Linked DNA regions of Homo sapiens: all the other regions are linked to region 3. A link is a loop called in an ENCODE intact Hi-C map of the cell type or tissue named here. Cell type or tissue: PC-3. All regions are shown on one strand. Each heading gives the region's core, and the rest is flanking DNA. Links, peaks and the distances in the headings are about the cores only. Region 1 has its middle 66 kb from the start of AXIN2. Region 2 overlaps CEP112 (centrosomal protein 112). Region 3 overlaps CEP112 (centrosomal protein 112). Region 4 has its middle 150 kb from the start of RGS9.

Region 1 (5,946 bases), core at 564-5,563, 160 kb before region 3:
GTACCCTTTGTCTAACCCTGCTGGCCACCCCTCTCTTATCCACTACTTCTCTTTCAAAAACTCGTGCGGTGGCTCATGCCTATAATCCCAGTACTTTGGGAGGCGGAGACGGGCGGATCACAAGGTCAGGAGTTCGAGACCAGCCTGACCAACATGGTGAAATCCCGTCTCTACTAAAAATACAAAAATTAGCCAGGTGTGGTGGCGTGCACCTGTAATCCCAGCTACTCAGGAGGCTGAGGCAGGAGAATCGCTTGAACCGGGGAGGTGGAGGTTGCATTGAGCCGAGATTGCGCCACTGCACTCCAGCCTGGGTGACAGAGTGAGAGCCCATCTCAAAAAACAAACAAAAACCAAAAAAACTCCTTTCCTCAGCTTCCAGAAAGAACAGTGCACTCTCCCCTGGTCCTCTCTGATTCCTCTTCCTCTCCTTTTCTGTTTTCCCCAAGACCTTCCCCTTCTTGGTGAAACCACTGGCTCTCCCAGCATCAACTGTAACCCAGATGTTCCTGGCTTGACAAATCTCTGGGCCCTGACCCCGGTTTCCAGTTGCCTGATGAAGCTCATTATATCTAAACCCAAACTCATCCTTCTTCCCTGACTCAAACCTGTGCCACACACCTTTTGAGGCTAGAAGGCTTGGCCCCATGTCTTCTGAAGCTGGAAGCCTTGGCCCCACATCTGTTTCTTTTTTGCAATCATCTCATTTATTCAGGTGTCATGGTGGCTACTGAATCTTTGCCCCACTTTCCATTCACAGAGAAACGCCTCTCTCACTGACGACTTGGACCAATTTATGGGAATACTGCACACATTGCTTACATTTTTCTCTGCCTGCAGCCTCTTGTCTCTTCTAATCCAGGGGTCCCCAACCCCCGGGCTGAGGACCTGTACTGGTGTGTGGCCTGTTAGGAATGGGACCTCACAACAGGAGATGAGCCGCCTTGGAGCAAGCATTACCACCTGAGCTCCACCCTGTCAGATCAGGGTGGCATTCGATTCTCACAGGAGTGTGAACCCTATTGTGAACTGTGCATGCGAGAGATCTAAGTTGCATGCTCTTTATGAGTCTAATGCCTGATGATCCGAAGTGGAACCATTTTATCCTGAAACCATCCCCACTGTGTCCTACCCCCTGCCCCTACCCTGTTCGTGGAAAAATTGTCTTCCATGAAACTGGTCCCTGGTGCCAAAAAAGGTTGGGGACCGCTGCTCTAATCCACCCCATCTCCGCTGGGTGCGGTGGCTTATGTGTGTAATCCCAGCACTTTGGGAGGCTGAGGTGGGCAGATCACCTGAGGTCAGGAGTTCAAGACCAGCCTGGCCAACATGGTGAAACCCTGTTTCTACTAAAAAATACAAAAACTAGCCAGGCGTGGTGGCAGGTGCCTGTAATCTCAGCTACTCAGGAGGCTGAGGAAGGGAGAATTGTTTGAGCCCGGGAGGCGGAGGTTGCAGTGAGCCGAGATCGTGCCACTGCACTCCAGTCTGGGCAACAGAGTAAGACTCCATCTAAAAAAAAAAAAAAAAAAAAAAAATTCCATCCCATTTCATGCTGTAGCTGGACACATGCTTATACAGCAATTTCTGATGATGTTATTCCCCTGTTCAAATGACTCTAATTGCTCCCCTCTTGCTTATAAAATAACCTCCAAACTTTTCCTGCATGGAGACAATGCATTCTAGTGAAAAGAGCAAAAGTGAGTGAATCAGAGACACAAGGGTTCCAACTGCTGCTTTTGCCAGATGTTAGATATGTGGCCTTGGACAAATTTCCAAACTTCTCTTTGCTTCAGCTTCCCCAAATAGAAATAAGACTTATAAACTTATTGAGAATTGTCATAAAATTAAAACAGCCTTCATTTATTGAAAGTTTATTGCATGTTAGACTTTTTAAAATGCAACACCTCATTTAATCTTCATAACCATGTTCTACTATTCCTCTATTTTCTTTTTTTTTCTTTTCTTTCTTTTTTTCTTTTTTTTTCTTTTTTGAGACAGAATCTCTCTCTGTCACCCAGGCTGGAGTGAAGTGGCGCGATCTTGGCTCACCACAACCTCCGCCTCCGGGGTTCAAGTGATTCTCACGCCTCAACCTCCTGAGTAGCTGAGACTACAGGCATGCACCACCACACCTGGCTAATTTTTGTATTTTTAGTACAGATGGGGTTTTGCCATGTTGGCCAGTCTGGTCTTGAACTCCTGGCCTCAAGTGACCCGCCCACCTTAGCCTCCCAAAGTGCTGAGATTACAGGCGTGAGTCACTGCACCTGGCCTTATTCCTCTATTTTTTAGGATCAGGAAACTCGGACTCAGAGAAGCTAAGCACCCAGCCCAATTCCAGATCCTTAACTGACCTGTGCTGAGGCCTTGCCTAGTACTGCAGGTAGACAGTACATGTAGTTCCCTTTGTCTTCCATAATCTGACTCTGACACACCTTCAAAAGCTTATCTCATGCTAGTTTTCTCCCAGCAGTTGTCATCTCCATGGTCTGAACTACCTGACCGGCTGCGACTCCACCTACAAGGCCCTTCCCTGCATTTCTACCTATTGAAGTCCTACTGCTATCCTAAACTCTAGCTAAGTGTCACCTCTTCCTAGAAGACCTGATTGCAAATGTTCCTGCCTCCCTGGAAATCTCATAATACTTGCCATTTCTCTTACGCAAAGATCATGTTTTCTCTTATATTATCATTTTTTCCCTTTTGTGCATATGTTTTATTTTCCTTCTTGAATCACAAACTCTTTCTGGGCAAGGAGCATGTTGCCAAAGTCTTATTCAACCTTGTTTGCCTTTTAATTCCAGGCTCAGTCCCTGGGACAGATGAGGCACTTGCAAAATTCTGTAGAATATTTAATTTTTGCACAAATTTAATCCAGCTTTGAAGCGTTGAGCTCAATCTACAGTCTGCATGAAGTGAATGTGTTCCTCACGTGTTAGAGGTGATATCACAGGGAGAACAGTAATTACAATGTGAGATGGAGATGGGGCCAATTAGTCTTTCTTCTTTGCCAATAAAAAGGCAGAGAGAGTGAACATTATATGGTTTTAGGCAAAGTACCTGACAGCAGGGACCAGCGGTAGGAGGTCTACTTAGGTTTGCTATCTTAATTAGCCTATTTAAAAAAGATTTCTGGCACTATAAAGATGTGCGGATTTGCCTTTGAAGGTATATGGATTTACCATCACTCTCGCGTGCACGCACACACACCCTCCCACACACACCCCACAATCCAAATAAGACAGTAGAAAGGGTTTTAAAAGAAAACTCTTAATCTACCCCATTTCTATTTCAGCAGCTTCCAAATTCACATGCCCGAATGCAATAAATAAAAATACTGGAGAAGAAAATCAGATAATACAAGTGGGAACTCAGTCAGAGAAAGGTTCTCTAACATTGTAGGAAATATCACTCTAGGCAGAAAACTGCTACCAGATCCTTAACTCTGAGAAAGAACAGGTGGAGACATGATGAGTCAACGCCGCTGAGGCTTCACGCAGCAGCCACCGTGGCCCGGCTTGGGTAAATATTTTTATTACAAACACAGTGATGCGTAATGGGCCAAACGATCAGTCCTGACAAAGATTGCCCACAGGACTGTGACACTGCAGTAGCTGGGAAAGTGGGCTAGAACCCGAGCTTACACGAACCTGACGAGCAGCATCAGGGTTGATGTCAGGTTAGTGACAGCTGCCGTCACCTCACAGGAAGCAAAACTGGGAAATGCAAAATTCAGTTTTGAGAAATCTCAGTCGATGGCAAGACGTTTCTTTAAAAACTGCAAGATTCGCAGGACCCTCCACGATCCTCTTAGGCAAATATTTCTTCTTAAGGAAACAGTGTCTTTTCTATTTTTCTTTCTCCCTCAAACTCTCACAGGCTCTGCTTCTTGGACTGAGCTGAATTCAGTCAAACCAACCGTTTAGATGTCTTCTTTCTTCCTTCCTTCCTTCCTTTTCTTTTCTTCCTTCCTTCTTTCTTTCTTTCTCTCTCTCCTTCCTTCCTTCCCTCGGTCCCTCCCTCCCTCTCTCCCTTTCTTTCTTTCTTTTTTAGAGATGGAGTCTCACCCTCTCACCCAGACTGGAGTGCAGTGGCGCGACCTCGGCTCACTGCAACCTCAACCTCCCGGGTTCAAGCGATTCTCCTGCCTCAGCTTCCAAAGTAGCTGGGATTACAGGCATGCGCCACTACGCCCAGCTACTTTTTGTATTTTTTAAGTAGAGACAGGGTTTCACAATATGTTGGCCAGGCTGGTCCCGAACTCCTGACTGCAGGTGATCCGCCGGCCTTGGCCTTCCAAAGTGCTGGATTACAGGTGCAAGCCACCTTGCCCAGCCTGTTTAGCTATTTTCAAAACACCTGCGGATCACAGGGTTAGACCAATTGTCTGGTGACTGTGGCATTCAGTAAGATGTGGAGAGTTAAGAGAGCAGAGGGGCCGCCCAGCCCCTGCACCTGGCTCCCTTTACACAGTTACCTTCTCCCCCGACCCCCAGGCTCAGGCTGAGAAGAATGAGATCCAGGAGATGGGCTAAGAGGCCAGGAGAGAGAGAACTGGGCTGTGGTGGTGAGAAAGTGAGAAAGCTAACGGGGCAATTAGAAGGCTGATTCATTTGTTTATCTAGATGATTATGCTCTACTTAGTTGAATAGTTTTGAAGTGCTCTGTGGTTCAGGAAATTTCCTCTCAAAGGCTTATCAGGTCCACAGCCTTCCATGTGCCTGACAGTTCCACGAAAGAAGGCTCCTGAGCACAGGGTATGGGTTTTGAGGGACCTTTTAATAATACGCTTGCTAATATAATTAAGTCAAGTAATGCATACCAAACCTCAAGCCGAGGAGAGGTGAAAAAAAATTCAACTAAGGTTACTTCCATCTTTTAAAAGAACAGAGAAAAAAGACATGGCCTCTTAAATATCCCTAACTCAGGGTTTCCCAAGAAGTGTTTCTAAATCCCCAACTGGACCTGTGATTCTAGAAATGCAACATAGATTAACAGAATTTTTGAACAGGAAGGAACTTTTAAGCAATATCTTAGGTTTGGGCTTCTCTGATCAATATTTCACAGAACTCTACAATAAAATATGTGAGTCACAGAAGAAGCTGAAAGATAATTCCATGGATCAAATCATTTTAGGAAATTGCAGATTAAAGAAAGGTAGGCCGGGCGCAGTGGCTTATGCCTGTAATTCCAGCACTTTGGGAGGCTGAGGCAGGCGGATCACCTGAGGTCAGGAGTTTGAGACCTGCCTGACCAACATGGTGAAACCCCGCCTCTACTTAAAATACAAAATTAGCCGGGCATGGTGGCACATGCCTGTAATCCCAGCTACTCGGGAGGCTGAGGCAGGAGAATCACTTGAACCCGGGTGGTGGGGGTTGCAGTGAGCCGAGATCACCCCATTGCACTCCAGCCTGGGCGACAAGAGCGAAACTCTGTCTTAAAAAAAAAAAAAAAGAAAAGAAAAGAAAAAAGAAAGATAAATTGGTTTCTTTAGCAAAGGGTGTGGCAGCTTACAGACGGCAACAGATTCTTTGCCTTTGCTGGGTCTGCGTCCTCCGCCCTTGTCTCTGGGTAGGTTCTGTCTTTGACAGTTGAAGTGATCCTGCCAGTTTCTGGGCACTGGCCTTATGGGGTTGGTAGCTTCAATGTCTGGTCTCTGGCTGGGCTTGCACTGGAGGGCACCTCAAAGCTGCCATTCCCCAGCAGATGGGCAGCATCAGTTGCCCACCATGTGAATGGGTCTTGTGGGCTTGAGCCCTTGCCTCCCATGACTGCCACACCAGCCAACACCTGACTGCACCTGCCTGAAACCCAAGTGAGAACAGCCTAGCTGAGCCCGATGAACCCTCAGCACTGAGCGAGATGACAGGAAGTTACTGTTTAAGCCATTAAGTTTTGGGGTGGTTCATGTTGCTGTATGGCACACAGCTGGCAATCAGC
Region 2 (5,946 bases), core at 560-5,559, 200 kb after region 3:
CTAACTAGTGGTGGATGACAGGAGAGGTAGAGGAGGACCACTTGTCAGTCTAAAAGTGATGGCTAAGGTTTTACTATACACTCCATGAACAAATGGTGCCAGGAATAATTTTTTAAGGGATAAAAGCTTCAGAAGAAGTTGTCTATGGTCTACTATATTAATAAAGCATATATTCAATGGTGTGAAAAATCAAAGAACCGTTCATGACAACAGAGAAAATGATGATGTTTCTGGAGTAAAAGAAAAACCATTTGGGAGATCATGAGTCAGTCTTTGATTCACTTATTAATTTTGTAGAAAGCTAACCGTGTTCCACTGCTCAGGAGGTCATACAGCTCTGCATGCCTCACTCCATCCTCTTGAAGATGAGGCATAAGACCACAAAGCAAGCTGAGATCAAGGGCTTTTGTTTTTTTTTTTTTTAAGAAATCAAGTTTCAAAGTAATGGAAAGGTCAGTGTGCATTTAGAGTTTAGGCCTACAAACTAATCTGTGATTGAATCTACAGCAAATCACGATAATTTATTCCAAAAGTGATGATGCTGACTTATCCTAAACTTATCCATTATGCAACTGTAAAGAGAATTGAAGTAATAGATCACATTTCAAAAAGAATCCTATCAAAAAATCTCAGTAAGAATAGCTCTAGGTTTCATAGATAAAATGATATCTGGCTAACATCTCTCCAATAGTCTCCCCCAAGTGCTCACTAAAATACCTAGAAAGAGAAAGGGGGAAAAAAAATAAAACATCGCAAGAACAGTAATAACTCAGATAAACAGAAAACACAGTGAAAGAACCTGGGCAGAATCTCCAACAACTATAAAGTACATGGAAATAGACTAATTAAAAATATATCTATACAGATCTACCTGAAAGCAAATGTAAATTAGCTTCAGGAAACAGAACCTAAGAAAAATTATATAGGAAGACACATTCTACCTCCCTCAAGTCAAAGATTCTGTGTTGAAAAAAATCAAAATATTTACTATGTGTGATTCTTCTATGATAATGCTTTTTCCTTCCATGGTGGTACGTTTTTCTAACATCTACTAGTGTTTCACACACAATCATTCAGAGCCAGCAACTCCCAAAATGCATCGGATTAAAGTAAAGTACAAATGATGTTGGTGTACTATATGTAGGGAGCCATCATCTCCACAGCTAAAGGAATATACTTGGACACAAAAAGAGGGAAAACAATCTGAGTTCAAAACATACTGAGAACTATACGATTCATTATTTCATTCAAAAAATCAAAGACTTATAATATAAGTTATAAAAAGATATATCACTAGTAAAGCAGAGTTTCTACAGGTAAAATAATCCTAGAAACTGGGAACTTCACTGGCAGCTGACCAATGTTTTTATCCACCTGAAAATCTTCAAGAGAATATGACCATTATACAAGTTGACATGGAGAAGACACAAGACAATCCATACCCAAAATACACAGTAGACTAATATCAGAAAGTCCCTAGAAAAGTGTACAAACAGTGAGAGCTCAACAAGTGTTTGTTAAATAAACGAAACACCAAGACTTTACAAAATCTCCCTTATTCATTATTGAGTAATGAGAAAAAAATACCAGTTGGAGACTAAAAGCTATTGTAGAACCAGGGGAAAAGAACAACATCCTATAAACACAGAATAAAAATATACCATCAAAATAATCTAATATCCAGAAGAAAATATCAGAAAAGTATGAGGAATCGTAAAGAAGACCGTCTCTATGAAATACAAGGTAAAATCTTAAGAATTAGCTAAGACAAAAAGAGAACAGAATAATATTTAAAAGGGGATATGATTAAGATGAAAAATAGAAAAGAAGCAAAAATGCAGAGCACAATAAAAATTCATAATGGAAGTGGCAAAGAGCAAAAATGCAAATCAGTGATGTTGTAAACCATCCCATATACTCAGAGGACAAAAACAACACATGAAAATATGAGAAAGAAACTAGAAATATGAAAGAATGATAAAAGAGCTACAAAAGTGAAAATGGAAAATAAATGCTAAAAAAAGGAAAACAATATTAGAAATAAACTAAGCTTAAACTTTTTAAGGGAAAATTTAAAATGTTGATGTCTTACTGTATCCTAGCACAAACAGAAAAAAAGAGAATTACATCTGATTCAGATTTCTGGTTTCAAAATGGCGGCATAGAAGCTGGCTTCACTCTCCCACACAGAAAACCAAAAACAAACAGACAGCACTGAGATTATCACCAGCAATATCACAGAACTCAAATATGAGAATGAGGCAGTTCCCAGGACCACAGGGAAGTAAAAAACAACTCTGAGCAGAGAGTAGGAGAACCACACTTCCATGTATACAATGTCCCTCCCCTCCAATCTGCCCAGGCATACAGAAAATTTCCCCTCGACCCAGAGTTTCCACACTAGAAAAAGATCAAGGTGGACAACCAGCTTCTCCAACATATTGGGTTCCCTGGCAGAGGACCTGTCTCTGCCTTAAGCCACAGGAAACATTGTGAGTTCCTGAAGGGAGAAATATTCCTGAGGATAGCCAGAGACAAAGGGAGAGGTGAGTCTATCATTCTCAGTCCTGGAAACTCTGTTCTGTAACTTGGCCAAAAAAGACACCAAATCAGAGTGACTGTTCAACAGCCCAGGTCCCCTAGGCACAAACTCCTAACCCGCCTTCCCACACTACTAGGATATCCCATTTAGGACTTTCCATATTCAGGACAGGTGGCACTCTGATTGTTTACTAGAACCAAGCAAAACCTGGGCTTAAGGTGCCATCTAGTGACAAAAAGGAGGCAGTGATCTAGCGAGATAAGAAAGAAAGAAATCAACAAATCAATTATAATGAATCACTAAAGCAAACATATCCAATAAAAAACAAAACAAGTCAGGCAAGGAAAACTGAATAAATAACTAATCCTTCAATGCAAAGACACAGATGAACATCCTCAAGAAACAACAGCAAACAACGAACCATGAACTCCTCAAAGAGACAGAGCAAGGAACCAGCAACTGACTAGTATGAAATGATATGTGAACTCTCTGACCAAGAATTCAATATAGCATTTTTAAGAAAACTCAGTGATCTCCAACATAACACAGAAAAGCAATTCATAAATTATCAGAGAAATCTAACAAAGAAATTAAAATAATTGTTAAAAGATCAAACAAATCTTAGAGTTGAAAAATACATTTGCTGAACTGAAAAATTCATTTGAGACTCTCAATAGCAGAATGGTTCAAGCATTGAAAGAACCTGTGAGCTTGACAACTGGCTACTTGAAAACACACATTGAGAGGAGAAAAAAGAAAAAAGAATGAGAAAAAAAGATCTCCTACAAGATACAGAAAATTATCTTAGAAGACAAAATCTAAGAATTATTGGTGTCCAAGAGGGAGTTGAGAAACAGTGAGAGGTAGAAAGCTTATTCACAGAAATAATAAAAGAAAACTTTCCAAAACTTAAGAAAGAGATAAATGTCCAGGTACAAGAAGGTAAGAAAGCACCAAACAGGGCCAGACGTGGTGGCTCACGCCTGTAATCCCAGCACTTTGGGACGCTGAGGCGGGCAGATCACCAGGTCAGGAGATCGAGACCACCCTGGCTGACACATGGTGAAACCCTGTCTCTACTAAAAATACAAAAAAATTAAAAAAAAAGCCAGGTGTGGTGGTGGGCACCTGTAGTCCCAGCTACTTGGGAGGCTGAGGCAGAAGAATGGCATGAACCCAGGAGTCAGAGCTTGCAGTGAACCAAGATTGCACCATTGCACTGCAGCCTGGGAGACAGAGTGAGACTCCATCTCAAAAAAAAAAAAAAAAAGAAAGAAAGAAAAAAGAAAACACCAAACAGATTTGACCCAAATAAGACTATCCCAAGGCCTATAAACATTGGGCACTCAAAGGCCAAGACAAAGAGAGAATCCTAAAAGGAGCAAGAGAAAAGAAGCAAATAATTTAAAGAAGCTCCAATTCATTTGGCAACAGACCTCTCAGGGAAAACCATACAGCCCAGGAGGGAGCAGGATGACAGTTTCAAAGTTCAGAAAGAAAAAAAAAACTGTCATACAAAAATGCTATATACAGCAAAACTATCCTTCAAATATGAAGGGGAAATAAAGTCTTTCCCTGACAAACAAAAGCTGAGAGAATTCACCAACACCAGAACCATCTTACAACAAATGCTAAACAGAGTTTTTCCATTAGAAAGAAAAAAATACTAACGGGCAAAAAGAAAACATTTGAAGGTAAGAAACCCACTGGTAAAATTAAGTATATGAACAAACCCAGAATAGTCTAATACTGTTAACTGTGCTGTGCAATTCACTCATAACTCTAGTATGAAGCCAAAAAGACAAACCTATAAAAAACAATACTACCTACAGGAACCTGTTAAGAGACGGGCAATATAAAGATGTGTAATTGAGACAACATAAAGTCTAAATGTGGAGAGATAAAGTATGTAAGTTTTTTCATTTTTTGTTTTTTCCTATACTTTGAGATCTAAGATAAATTTTCATCTCTTTAAAATAACTTGTTATCGCTATAAAATGCTTTTTGTGAGCCTCATAGTAACCACAATGCAAAAACCTATAATAGATTTACTAAAAATAAAAAGCAATTAATTAAAACATACCACCAAAGAAAATCATGTAACCATAAAGGAAGAAAGGGAAAGAGAAGTTACCAAACAACCAGAACACAAACAACAAAATAATAATATTTAAGTCCTTACTGATCAATAATAACATTGAATGTTAATGAACTCAATTCTCCAATAAAAAGGCATAGAGTGTAGGGCAGAGCAAGATGGCTAAATAGAAGCTTAAGTGATTCTTCCCCTCAACAGAAACACCAAATTTTAACAACTATGTATAAAAAGAACCATCACAGGAACCAAAACTCAGGTGAGCAATCACAGTATCTACTTTTAATTTCATATGGCTGAAAGATACATCAAAGAGGGCAGGAAAAACAGTTTTGAATTGCTGATGCCACTCCTCCCCCATCCACCAGCCAGATAGCATCTGTGCTCTTGGGAGAAGGAGAGCACAGAGATTGTGAGGCTTTGCATTGAACTTAGTGCTGCTCTGTCATGGTGGAAAAGAGAACCAGGCTGTAGTCAGCTGACATCTGCCTGCAGAGAGGGCACCTGGACTGGCCCATGCCCAGAGGTGAACCGCTCATCCCAAAGGTCAGAACTTGAGTTCTAGCAAGCCTTGCCACCACAAGCTGGAGTGCTCTGGGACCTTAAGTGAACTTGAAGGGCAGTCTAGGCCATAAGGACTGCAATTCCTAGGGAAGTCCCAATGCTGAGCTGGGCTCAGAGCCAGTGGACTAGAGGGGCACACAACCTACTGAGACACCAGCCAGAAAGGCTGAAGGGAATGCCTGTATCAGCTCTCCCAAGCCCTGGGCAGTGGCCATCTGGCATGGAGAAATCTGTGTGCTTGGGAGAGGAGGAGAGCAGCGACTGGGGAACTTCACATTGAACTCAGTGCTGCCCTGTCACAGCGGAGATCTGGCAGGATTCATCACCTGCTAACTAAAGAGCCTCTGGTCCCTGAATAACCAACAGCAATACCCAGATAATACACCTTGGGCATCAGGCTCTGAGATGTCCTGGCTTCAGAACTCTGGATAGGTTCATTTTATCACAACCTTCTATTACAATGGTATACAAAATAATTCTCTTTTGGATTACCCTAGAACTTGAGTGGCCACGACAAAGAATAAACTTTTTAAATAATTTAACTATAATATAATTCAGCAATTTCTGGTTACTTTTAATCGAACTTTGATATAATTCATTGAATTCTAGGTAAGTGGAATCCAAGTTGATTTCATACATGTCAAATATTTCCCTCTTGCTCCCCAACTCTATACAGTATCTATGTTGTGAGAGGTAACGTTATACTCATATATGAAAATCTGACATATTTTGGTTGAATGATACG
Region 3 (5,946 bases), core at 322-5,321:
AAAAAAAATGCCCCATATTACTAATCAGAGAAATCCACATCAAAACCACAATGAGATACCATCTCACACCAGTCAGAATGGCTATTACTAAAAAGTCAAAAAACATGTTGGTGAGGCTGCAGAGAAAAGAGAATGCTTATACACTGTTGGTGGGAATGGAAAGTAATTCAGACACTGTGGAAAGCAGTTTGGAGATTTCTCAAAGAACTAAAAATGGAACTACCATTTGACCCAGCAATCCCATTACTGGGTATACAACCAAAAGAAAGTAATTCATTCTACCAAAAAGACACATGTACATGAGTGCTCACTGCAGCACTATTCACAATAGCAAAACCATGGAATCAACCTAGGTGCCCATCAATGGTGTATTGCATAAAGAAAATGTGGTACATATATACCATGGAATACTATGCAGCCACAAAAAGGGCGAAATCATGTCCTTTGCAGCAACATGGATACAGCTGGAGGCCATTAGCCCAAGCAAATACCACATGTTCTCACTTATAAGTGGGAGCTAAACATTGGGTACTCATGGACATAAAGATGGCAACAATAGACACTGGGGACTACTAGAGGTGGGAGGGAGAAGAGGGTAGGGGTGGGAAAACTAACTGTTCAGTACTATGCTCAGTAACTGGGTGACAGGATCATTTGTACCATAGACTTCAGCATCACGCAATATACCCAGGTAACAAACCTGTACCTGTACCCACTGAATCTAAAATAAAAGTTGAAAAAAAAATAAAAATAAAATTGAAAAAGAAATATAAGACTATGCAAACTTTTAAGACAACATACATTATCTGCACTAAAAGTTTACTACTTTTCAAGAAAATATTTAAAAAAAAAGAATAATTCACATTTAAAAAATGGGTAAAGAACTTGAATAGGCATTTCTCAAAACAAGATACACAGAAGGCTAAAAGCACCTGAAAGTTATTTAACATCATTAGTCATTAAATAAATGCAAATCAAACACATTGAGGTACTGCTACATACCCAGTAGAATGGCAATAGTAATAATAATAATGATGATGATGAGAATAACAAGTGTTGATGAGAATGTGTCAAAATTTGAACTCTCCTAGATTGTTGACAAAAATGTAAAATGTTTCAGCTGTTGTAGAAAACAGTTTGGAAGTTTTTCAAAAAGTTAGGCATAGAATTCTTATGTGACCCAGCAATTACCACCCAGGTAAATACTCCAAAGAACTGAAAACAGGTACTCAAACAAATACTTGTACACAATTTATCATAACACTTCTATTCACAATAGCTAAAAGGTGGAAACAATTCAAATGTACATCAACCAATAAATGGATAAGAAAATTGTTGTATAAAAATAAATAAAATAAAATGACTTAGAGTGTATCTAGTTTTCCAGAATCATCTACATCAAGGCTGAATTACTTCGCCACTTCATTTTAATATAATATTCAAAATGTTTGAAAGCAATAAGTATGATGCCCATACAAAACATGTCTTATTTCCCCGTTCAGTTGACAAAAATAAGGTGTCCAGTTGGCTCTGTTGCTTTATAGTTGAATTTCCCATCACCCAGACCCTAAAATCTACTTCCACCATCTTTTTCATTACATAAAGTTCCTTTGATCGACTATTTCAACTGTTGCCAGGTGGTAAGCAGTAAAGCATGTGGTTAACAGCATGGGCTATGAAGTTAAACCAACCTGGGTGGTGTGACCATGGGCAAATCATTTAACTTTCCTGGGTATTATTTTATAACATGTAGATAAAGTGGACAATAAAGATTAAATAGGACTGAGGTTTAGCAATGTAGGAGTGATGCAAGTGCAAGATGGCAATGGATCAGAGAGTAGTGAGTCAGCACTGGAATGAAGACAAACACTAGGTTCTTTATGCGTGAGAAAATGGGAAAAATAAAATGCAAGGCAAGAGCGATCAAAAGGAGAATTTGGTAGACTGAAATCCTGGAGGTGAACTAGGCGAGTAATGTTAGGTCTAAGGCATGGCTGCATTTTTGCATGGTCTAAAGTGGAAACAAGATATAACAGAAGTGACTTTACTACAGCTGAGCTTATAAACTTGCAGGGTCAGACTGTTAGAAAAGACACCTACCAAAACAGTCTTTTACAGTAGATTCTGGTTACTCTTTCTTATTCATCTTTCCACTTTAAACCCAAAAGAACTATTTGCCTCAGCTTCTTTACTGGGGAAGCAATTTTCTTCCTGGCATGTCCCCAAGACTGGGGTGCTCTGCTACTTTTTCTTTTTGTTTGAGACGGAACCTCACTCTGTCGCCCAGGCTGGAGTGCAGTGGTGTGATCTTGGCTGGCTGCAACCTCTGCCTCCCGGGTTCACGCCATTCTCCTGCCTTAGCCTCCTGAGTAGCTGGGACTATGGGCGCATGCCACCATGCCTGGCAAATTTTTGTATTTTTAGTAGAGACGGGGTTTCACCATATTGACCAGGCTGGTCTTGAACTCCTGACCTCATGATCCGCCTGCCTCGGCCTCCTAAAGTGCTGGGATTGCAGAGTGAGCCACCATACCCAGCCAGATTTTCTATTTTTAATAACAGCTGTAGTAAGATATAATTCACATATCATAAAGTTCATAATTTAAAACTGCACCATTCAGTGGTTTTTAGTATATTCATAGATCTGTACATTTATCACCACGACAAAATTCTAGAATATTTTCATCACCTCAAAAAAACAAAAAACAACAAAAAAAGAACCCATCCCTATTAACAGTCACTTCCCATTCTCCCATCCTTTGAGCCACTGGCAACCACTAATCTATTTTCTGTCTCTAGGGATTTTTCCACTCTGGGCATTTCACGTAATTTAAATCATACAACATATGACCTTTCATGACCAGATTCTTTCACTTAGCATGTTTCCAATGTTCATCTATGTTGTGGAATGTATCAGTACTTCATTCCTTTTCCTAGTCAAATCCATTGTGTGGATATACCACATTTTGTTTATCCACTCCTCAGTCAAACATTTGAGTTTTTTCCACTTTTTGACTACTATGAATAATGCTTCTGTAAACATTCTTGTACAAGTTTCTTTGGGAAATATTTTTTCAGTTCTCCTGTGTGTACTTAGGAGTTGAATTGCTGAGTCATGTGGTAACTATGTTTAGCTTTTTGAGGAACTGCCAAACTATTTTCCAAAATGACTGCACCATTTTACAATCTCACCAGCAAAGTATGAAGGTTCTAATTTCTCCACATCCTTGCCAAAACTTTCGTCTGTCTTGTTGATTACATCCAGTCTAATGGGTATGAAGTGGTATCTCATTGTTGTTCTGATACATGATTTGTGATTATTTCCTTCTATCTGTGGGTTGTTCTTTTACTTTCTTGGAAGTTTCCTTTAAAGCTTTTCATTTTGATGAAGTTCAGTTTATCTATTTTTTCCTTTGTCATTTGTGCTTTTAGTGTCATATCTAAGAATTCTTTGCCTAATCCTGAAATGTCATGAAAATTTACTTGCATGTTTTCTTCTAAGAGTTTCATAGCATTTTTCTCTGATATTGCTTTTTTCTAAAAGTTTTATAGTTTTACCATTTATTTTTAGGTCTGTGATTCACTTTGAGGTCCTTTTATGTGTATCTTGTGAGGTAGAGGTTGAGCTTTACTCTTTTGCATATGGATATCTAGTTGTCCCAGCACTATTTGTTGAATTTCCATATAAATTTCAGGATCAGTGTGTCAATTTATACTAAAAAAGGCAGTTGGGATTTCGGTAGGATTGTGCTGAATCTGTATATCAATTTGGGTAATACTGGCATCTTAACAACGTTAAGTTTTCTGATCTGTAAATATGAATGCCTTTTCATTTATTTAGATTTTAATTTTTTCATTGATGTTTTGTAGTTTTCAAGATACATATTTTGCACTTCTTTTGTTAAATTCTATTCCTAAGTATTTAATTATTTCATGCTATTTTAAATGAATTTGTTTTCTTAATTTCATTATCAGATTGTTTACTCCTAGGGTATTGGAATACAATTGATTTTTCTATATTGATCTTATATCCTGCAACCTTGGTAAACTCTTATTTTTCAAACAGGTTTTTTTTTTGGTAGGATTCCTGAGAATTTTTCTGTACACAAGATTTTGTCATTGGAGGATAGAATTTTACTTCTTCCTTTCCGATCGGGATGACTTTTCTTTTCTTGCCAGACTTCCTAATTTCTGTCAGTCTATTAGATATAACATTTCATTAGTGTCTTATTTTTCATTTCCTTGGTTACTGACGATATGAGCAGTTCTTCATGTATTTATGGGCTACTGATATTTACACCTCTGTAAAATGCTGTTTTGTCTTTAGCCAATTCTTTTTTTTTTTTTTTTTTTTGCTGTTGTTGTTGAGGCAGGGTCTCACTCTGTCACCTGGGCTGGAATGCTGTGGTGCAATCACAGCTCACTGCAGATTTGATCTCCTGGGCTCAAGCTATCCTGCTGCCTCAGCCTCCTGAGTGGCTAGGACCACAGGCATGCACCACCACACCCGACGACCTTTTTATTTTTACTAGAGATAAGGTCTCACTATGTTGCCCAGGCTGGTCTCAAACTTTTAGGCTCAAGTGATCCGCCTGCCTTCGTCTCCCTAAGTGCTGGGATTATAAGCAAAGCTGCTACACCTGGCCTTAGCCAATTCTTTTACTAAACTCTTCATTTCTGACACATGCCAAATTTCTATGGCGTGTGTCAGAAATGAAGAGCTTAACAAAAGAATATTATGCCAAGTTTCCATAACTACATCTATATCATCTATATATATCAATATATGGCTTTATGTGCTCTCTATTCTGTTTCTTTGGTCAGTCTATCTATACTTGTACCAGTGCCAAACTACTAACGTCCATACCTTTGCAACAAATTTTGATTTTGTATGTGGTAGGAGGGAAATACTTTTGACTTTTTCTTTTTCAGAATAATTTTGGCTGCTCTTGGGCCTTAGGCCAGGCACAGTGGCTCACACCTGTAATCTCAGCACTTTGGGAAGCCGAGGTGGGAGGACTGCGTGAAGCCAGGAGTTCAAGGTCAGCCTGGACAACAAAGCAAGACCCCCATCTCTACAAAAAATTTTAAAAATTCAGCTGGGCATGGTGGTGTGCAACTGTAGTCCCAGCTACTTGGGAGGCTAAGGTGGGAAGATCACTTAAGCCCAGGAGTTCAAGGCTGCAGTGAGCTATAATCGCACCAGTGCACTCCAATGTGGGTGACAGTGAGATCCTGTCTTTAAAAATTAGATTTATTTTTGTCAGATAAATCCAAGGAATTGCATTAAATCTATAGGTCAAATTGAGGACAATTGACATCTTTAAGATACTTAAGGTATTCAAGATTTAGTGGGTATATTTCTCCATGATTTAGGTCTTCTTTAATTTCTTTTAAAACAGTTAAAAGTTCTCCAAATAGGACTTATACGGCTATTCTTAGATTCATTCCTATACACTTTCTATTTTGCTGTGTTAGCAGAATCATTTTTTAAATTATGTTTTCTGTTTCTTGCTGGATTATATATTTAGACAACTGCTAAACTGTCTTATTATTTCCAATAGTTTACTGATCCACTTAGGTTTTATGTATAGATTTTATGTACAGACAATCATATCATCAGTGAATAATATCAGGTTGCTTCCCTCTTTCTAATTTGTATCCTATTTCTTTTTCTTGTATAGCTGTGACCAATGGCATCTGTATTTCACTGTTGAACAGCAGCAGTGATTAACGGGCACCCTTCTCCTTTCCTGATTTTAAAGGGAATCCTTCTAACATTTCACCCTAAAAATGATGTTTGCTCTAAGTTTTTGATTAATATTCTTTATCAGGGTAAGGATACTCCCTCCTATTCCTAGCTTATTAAGATTATCACAGATATGAGTTGAATTTTGCCAAATGCTTTTCTTTACCTGAGATGATCACATGGTTTTTCTCCTTTCA
Region 4 (5,946 bases), core at 553-5,552, 500 kb before region 3:
ATCTGGCTGTGATCAGACCCCCTTCCTGGTGGAGCTGGGATGGGGTATGGTAGGGATGCAAGGTTGAAGGGGAGAGATGAAGAGAGACCGGATTCTTTTTCACATTACAAACTGAAACTTTATACCCATTAAACATTCATTTCCTGCCAGGCACGGTGGCTCAAGCCCATGATTCCAGCACTTTGGGAGGCTGAGGTGGGCGAATCGCTTGAGGCCAGGAGTTCGAGACCAGCTTGGCCAGCATGGTGAAACCTTGTCTCTACTAAAAATACAAAAAGTAGCTGGGTGTGGTGCCACATGCCTGTAATCCCAGCTACTCGGGAGGCTGAGGCAGGAGAATCGCTTGAACCCAGGAGGTGGAGGTTCCCGTGAGTTGAGATTGCACCACTGCACTTAAGCCTGGGTGACACAGAGAGACTTCGTCTCAAAAATAATAAAACTAAAATAAAATAAAATAAAAATGAAAAAGATTCATCCCCACTCCCTGCTCCTCAACCCCTTGCAACACAATTTTTTCTGTCTCTATGAATTTGACTGCTCTAAATACCTCATATGAGTGGAATCATACAGTATTTGTCTTTTTGGTGATATTTCACTCAGTGTAATGTTCTCAAGGTTCATCTAAGTTGTAGGAATTTCCTTCTTTTTTAAGTCGGAATTTCTTTCTTTTTTAAGACTAATATCCCATTGTACATTTGTACCACATTTTGTTTCTGTATCTGTGTCTTTTAAATAAAATGTCTTACATTACTCACCAGTTAAATGAGGTATTCACATTATAATAAGGCCTGACATGTAAGGCCAGGCCCTAGCAAACTTTTTCTTAAAGGAGCAGATAATAAATATTTCAGGCTTTACAGGCCGTAAGGCCTCCATTGCAATCACACAACTGTGAAATTCTTCTGTTGCAGCACTAAAGCCACGACAGACCACATGTAAATGAATGGATGGAGCTGTATTCCAATAAAACTTTGTTTACAAAAACAGGCAGTGTGACAGATTTGGCCTGTGGTGAGTGGTTTTCAGACCCCTGGTCTAGGAAGTCAATCTGGTGTATCATTAAGAACGTAGGCTTTGGTGTCAATGGAATGAGTTTTTCAATTCACACAAAAAAACCTTTTTCTTCTTCAGGGTTCACATATGTCCCAGGGTACCCAACTGGATTACTCTGCCCAGAACTGCCCTCACCCCTGATCTTCAGGTCCTGCGACTGAATCTGACACACTCTGGTCAAACTCCTCCCCAAATGATTGATTTTTTTTTTCTTGGATGACTCACAGGTCCTCCCCAACATGACCACCCAAAGTTGAACACATATGCCTGCGAGTGACTGAGTGATGATTGTGTACAAGAAGGTTGATATGGTTTGGCTATGTCCCCACTCAAAATCTCATCTTGAATTTCAATTCCTGTAATCCCCACGTATCAGGGGAGAGACCAGGTGGAGGTAATTGAATCCTGGGGACGATTTCCCCCATACTGTTCTCATGATAGTGAATTCTCAAGAGATCGGATGGTTTTGTGTTTGGAGTTCCTCCTGTATTCATTCTCCTTCCTGCCACCTTGTGAAGAAGGTGCCTTCCTTCCCCTTTGCCTTCCGCCATGATTGTAAGTTTCCTGAGACTTCCCTAGCCATGCTGAACTGTGCATCAACTAAACCTCTTTTCTTTATAAATTACCCAATCTCAAGTATTTCCTTATAGCAATGTGAGAATGGACTAATACCAAGTTTTCCCTGCAGCACGTCTTCAGTCCTGACATAGGCCCAGATGGGTACAGACACTTGGGGAATTGAGTGTCGCTACTGCAGATGCTAAGAGTACCCAAAGGCCAGTCCTGGCCCAAATAAAAACTCTGCATCACTCTGTTACAGTAAAATCTTTGTAGTTGTTTGCAAAGTGTCTATTCCCATCATGGAAGGGATTTTTACTGGGGACAGTTGGCACTTTATCTTGGCCTCCCAGAGATTCTGACTCTAAACCGAGAATGCCAAACGATGTATCTGATGCCTCCACCAATATCTCAGGAGGAGAATACGTGAGTTTGGGAACCAGGTAGGTTGTATAACCTCCAAAACAAGGTTTCCAAGTGGAGGCTTTCTCCCCTGTCTTCTGGACAGTCTTAAGATATTTTAAAAAATTATCTAGGTATAACTGACATATAATAAGCTGCACATAAAGCATATAATTTGATGAATTTTGACATAGGTCTATAGCAATAAAACCATCACTACAACCAAGATAGTGAACAGATCCATCTCCTGCAAAGTTTCCTCATACTCCTTGGTAATCCCTCCCTATCTCTCCAACACCCTTCTCCCCAGGTAACCACTGATCCACTTTCTATTAGTTTGCATTGTTTGGAGTTTTGTGTAAATGGATTCATATAATACGTACTCTTTTTTGGTTCACTTTTTTCGCTAAACATTTTGAGATTCATCTATGTCATTGAATGATCAATAGCTTATTTCTTTTTATTGCTGAATAGTAGTCTGCTGTTTGTATATGCCACAATTTGTATAGTCATTCTTCTGTTGATAGACACTTGGTTTATTTCTGGTTAATTTGATCAAGTTGGGGTAATAGTTCAAGTTTACTGTATCTTTTCTGATTTTCTGTCTACATGATTTATCAATTATTGAAAGAGAAGTATTAAAGTCTCTGGCAACAGTTGTAATTTGTCTATTTCTCTTTGCAGTTCTGTCAGATTTTGCTTCATCTATTTTGAAGCTCTGTTATTAGGAGCACATATGTTTAGAATTGTTATGTCCTCCTGATTAGTAGATCCCTTTGTCCTTAAGAAATGTTCTTGTTTATGCCTAATTCATGGCCCACAAGGCAACATTCTTATTGCTTAAGTTTAATTTCACCAATTAAGACTGGGGACTCAAGTGAATTCAATGCATTGTAGGAGGCCAAGCCACACTCATGCCTGGCTCACCTTGATGGGCTGTGCACTACACCATATCTAGTTTCCTTCCTGTTTCCCCACTTCGGAGGGGCTTAATGGAAGCCAGATCCCAGATGGGGAAGGATTCGGGTTAGAGGTACAGGACATGGAATATCTTGGCTTATTACTGGGCATGCACCTCAACGTGGTGACATATGAAGACCCAGAAGTGGCAGAAAGGTCAAAGTGACTTTGTCTAGACTCTACATTTATTTTTAAGACAATTTTGGAACCAGAGACCAGACTGTTCAGTGTGTTCTGAGGTGGTGTTAAAAGAATCTACTGTACAGGGGCGACATCCTAGGTTTACAGTTTCCTGACTAATTCCATCATAAACTTAATTGCCTTTTCTTTGGCTTTGAAGCCCGAAGACTCCCTTGGCACAGGGTTTCCTCCCCGTATACCCAGACTCCTGGCAGGAAGTAATGACTGAATATCCAAGTGCCAGGACTCCTTGACTCACTCTCCAAACGGTGACTTCTGCCTGGCCCAAGACCTGGACTCTCCCTCTTCAGGAGATGATGTCAGAGAGAAGCCGCTTTGCCAGCAACCCACTGGAGGCTTTAGAAGCAAATGCCCAGGAATCACTACTTCCAACCTCTGTCTTAAATGCTGTCCCAAGCACTGAAACTTGCAGCTTATCATCTTATCCCCACGAACGCAGCCTCTACATAGTAGGAGCTCTGCCAGCTCTGCCAGATGCTTTAGGTGCATTGTCTAGACTTCATTTCATTCTTACTGCAACCCTCGGAGCCAGGTGATAGTGTGCCCATTTTATAGAGAGAACATTGAGGGCCTCGGTGATGGTAACAAAGTTGTGCAAAGATACCCAGCTAGGAGGTACAGAGCCAGTTAACTGACTGTAAATACAGAACTGGTCCCATTACTCTACACAAATCTGTATTAGTTTCCTCGGGCCACCATAAGACATTACTACCAAGTTGGAAGCTCAAGGCAATAGGAATTTACTTGCTCACAGTTCTGGAGGCCAGAAGTCCAAAGTCAAGGTGTTGGCAAGGTAGGTTCCTTCTGGAGAGTCTGTGAGAGAAGCTGTTCCATGACTCTCTGCAAGCGTCTGGTGGCTGCTGGGAACCCTTGGCATTCGTTGGCTTGTAGATGCATCACTAGTCTCTGCCTCAGTCTTCACATGGGTTTTTACATGACTGTTTTTTTAAAAAATGTTAACTTTTGGCCGGGCACGGTGGCTCGTGCCTGTAATCCCAGCATTTTGGGAGGCCGATGCCGGTGGATCACGAGGTCAGGAGGTGGCCAGGCCACCTTCTTGACCAACATGGTGAAACCCTGTCTCTACTAAAAATACAAAAATTAGCTGGGCATGGTGGTGTGCACCTGTAATCCCAGCTACTTGGGAGGCTGAGGCAGGAGAATCGCTTGAACCCAGGAGGCAGAGGTTGCAGTGAGCGGAGATCGCACCACTGCACTGCAGCCTGGGTAACAGAGGGAGACTCCATCTCAAAAAAGAAAAAAATTAACTTTTATATCAAGTTTGGTATACATGTACAGGTTTGTTACACGGGTAAACTTGTGTCATGGGGGATTCTTGTACAGATTATTTCACCACCCAGGTATTAAGCCTAGTACCCATTAGTTATTTTTCCTGATTATCTTCTTCCTTCTACTCTTCCTCCAGTAGGCCCCAGTGTGGGTTGTTCCCTTCTATGTGTCCATGTGTTCTCATAATTTAGCTTCCACTTACAGGTGAGAACATACAGTATTTGGTTTTTTGTTCCTGTGTTAGTTTGCTAAGGATAATGGTCTCCAGATCCATCCATGTTCCTGCAAAGGATATAATCTCATTCCTTTTTTATGGCTGCATGGTATTCCATGGTGTATATGTACCACGTTTTTTTTTTTTTTTTATCCAATTTACCATTGATGGGCATTTAGGTTGATTCCATGTCTTTGCTAATGTGAATAGTGCTGTAATGAACATAAGCATACATGTGTCTTTATGACAGAACGATTTATATTCCTTTGGACATACAGCCAATAGAGGGATTGCTGGGTTATTTCTGCCTTTAGGTTTTTTTAAGAATTGCCACATTGTCTTCCACAATGGTTGAGCTAATTTACACTCCCACCAACAGCGTATAAGTGTTCCTTTTTCTCTACAACCTTGCCAGCATCTGCTATTTTTTCACTTTGTAGTAATTGCCATTCTGACTGGTGTGAGATGGTATCTCATTGTGGTTTTGATTAGCATTTCTCTAGTGATCAGTGATGTTGAGCTTTTATTTCATATAATTGCTGTGCGTGGCCTTCTTTTGATAATAGTGAAGTAAGTTGGACAGTTGGAAGCACTGTAGGAAAGGTAACCTAAGTTAAAAGAGGATTTAGAGTCAGGGGCTTCTGGGCTGAGTCTTGGGGCAATCAACTCCAGCTTTCTACACTTGAGCTTCCTCATCTATAAAATGAGGACAGTAATGATGTGCACCTTGTGGGGTTTCTTGTAAGAGGTAAATGTTTGTAAAGGGCTTAGCCCCATGCCTGGCACCTAGTCCAATTAATATTAGTCATGAAAAAATATTATTGATATGATGGCTTCCATCTCACTGTGAATAAAACCCAAAGTCCTTGCCATGGTCAACAAGACCTTCCATTTATGGTCTCATCCTACCCCCACCCATCTTTCTGATCTCATCCTACCCTCACTCATCTTTTCTCTGCATTTTAGCTGCTCTAACCTCATGGTGTTTCCTGCCCAAGACCTTTGTGTTTGCAGTTCTTTCTGCATGGCCTGCTCTTCCCTGCATTTGCTACTCACTGTGTTCTGGACTCTCTTTAAAAGTCATCTTATTCGAGACCTTCACTGATATTTTTATTTAAAATACCACCTCCTGCCTTCCGTGTGTCCCTTCCCAGCACTTCTGGCCCCATGCACTGCTTTATTTATTTATTTAGCACTTATCATTAATTGACATATATACACATATATATACGTACACACACACACACACACACACATATATATATATA

The links. A loop is a pair of places that touch in the nucleus more often than their neighbours do. Peaks named below come from ENCODE experiments on the same cell type or tissue, not always from the same donor. Only the 100,000 strongest peaks of a DNase experiment are listed, where the experiment ranks them.
Region 1: it touches region 3 in a loop (9-fold over the local background); 5 of 110 quality-filtered maps call a loop at or near these places.
Region 2: it touches region 3 in a loop (5-fold over the local background); 3 of 110 quality-filtered maps call a loop at or near these places.
Region 4: a loop joins it to region 3, with 4 times the contacts of the local background. A loop is called at or near these places in 24 of 110 quality-filtered maps.

Annotation. Positions count from the first base shown.
Region 1 is chr17:65,624,932-65,630,877 of GRCh38, forward strand. No RefSeq gene overlaps it. Among named protein-coding and RNA genes, the nearest start is that of AXIN2, 66 kb to the left of the region's middle. RefSeq lists an enhancer at 4,284-4,783. In PC-3, for the core only: no CTCF peak of the experiment used is centred there; a DNase peak (open chromatin) is centred at 3,540; H3K4me3 peaks cover 1,042 bases; H3K27ac peaks cover 2,020 bases.
Region 2 is chr17:65,985,440-65,991,385 of GRCh38, forward strand. All of the region lies in intron 17 of CEP112 (centrosomal protein 112), which reads right to left. Among named protein-coding and RNA genes, the nearest start is that of CEP112, 200 kb to the right of the region's middle. In PC-3, for the core only: CTCF peaks have their summits at 2,778 (motif pointing left) and 2,981; a DNase peak (open chromatin) is centred at 2,752.
Region 3 is chr17:65,782,239-65,788,184 of GRCh38, forward strand. The region is part of intron 21 of CEP112 (centrosomal protein 112); the gene reads right to left. Among named protein-coding and RNA genes, the nearest start is that of AXIN2, 220 kb to the left of the region's middle. In PC-3, for the core only: no CTCF peak of the experiment used is centred there; DNase peaks (open chromatin) are centred at 1,823 and 3,113; H3K4me3 peaks cover 334 bases; H3K27ac peaks cover 3,103 bases.
Region 4 is chr17:65,280,462-65,286,407 of GRCh38, forward strand. No RefSeq gene overlaps it. Among named protein-coding and RNA genes, the nearest start is that of RGS9, 150 kb to the left of the region's middle. In PC-3, for the core only: no CTCF peak of the experiment used is centred there; a DNase peak (open chromatin) is centred at 3,420; H3K27ac peaks cover 1,758 bases.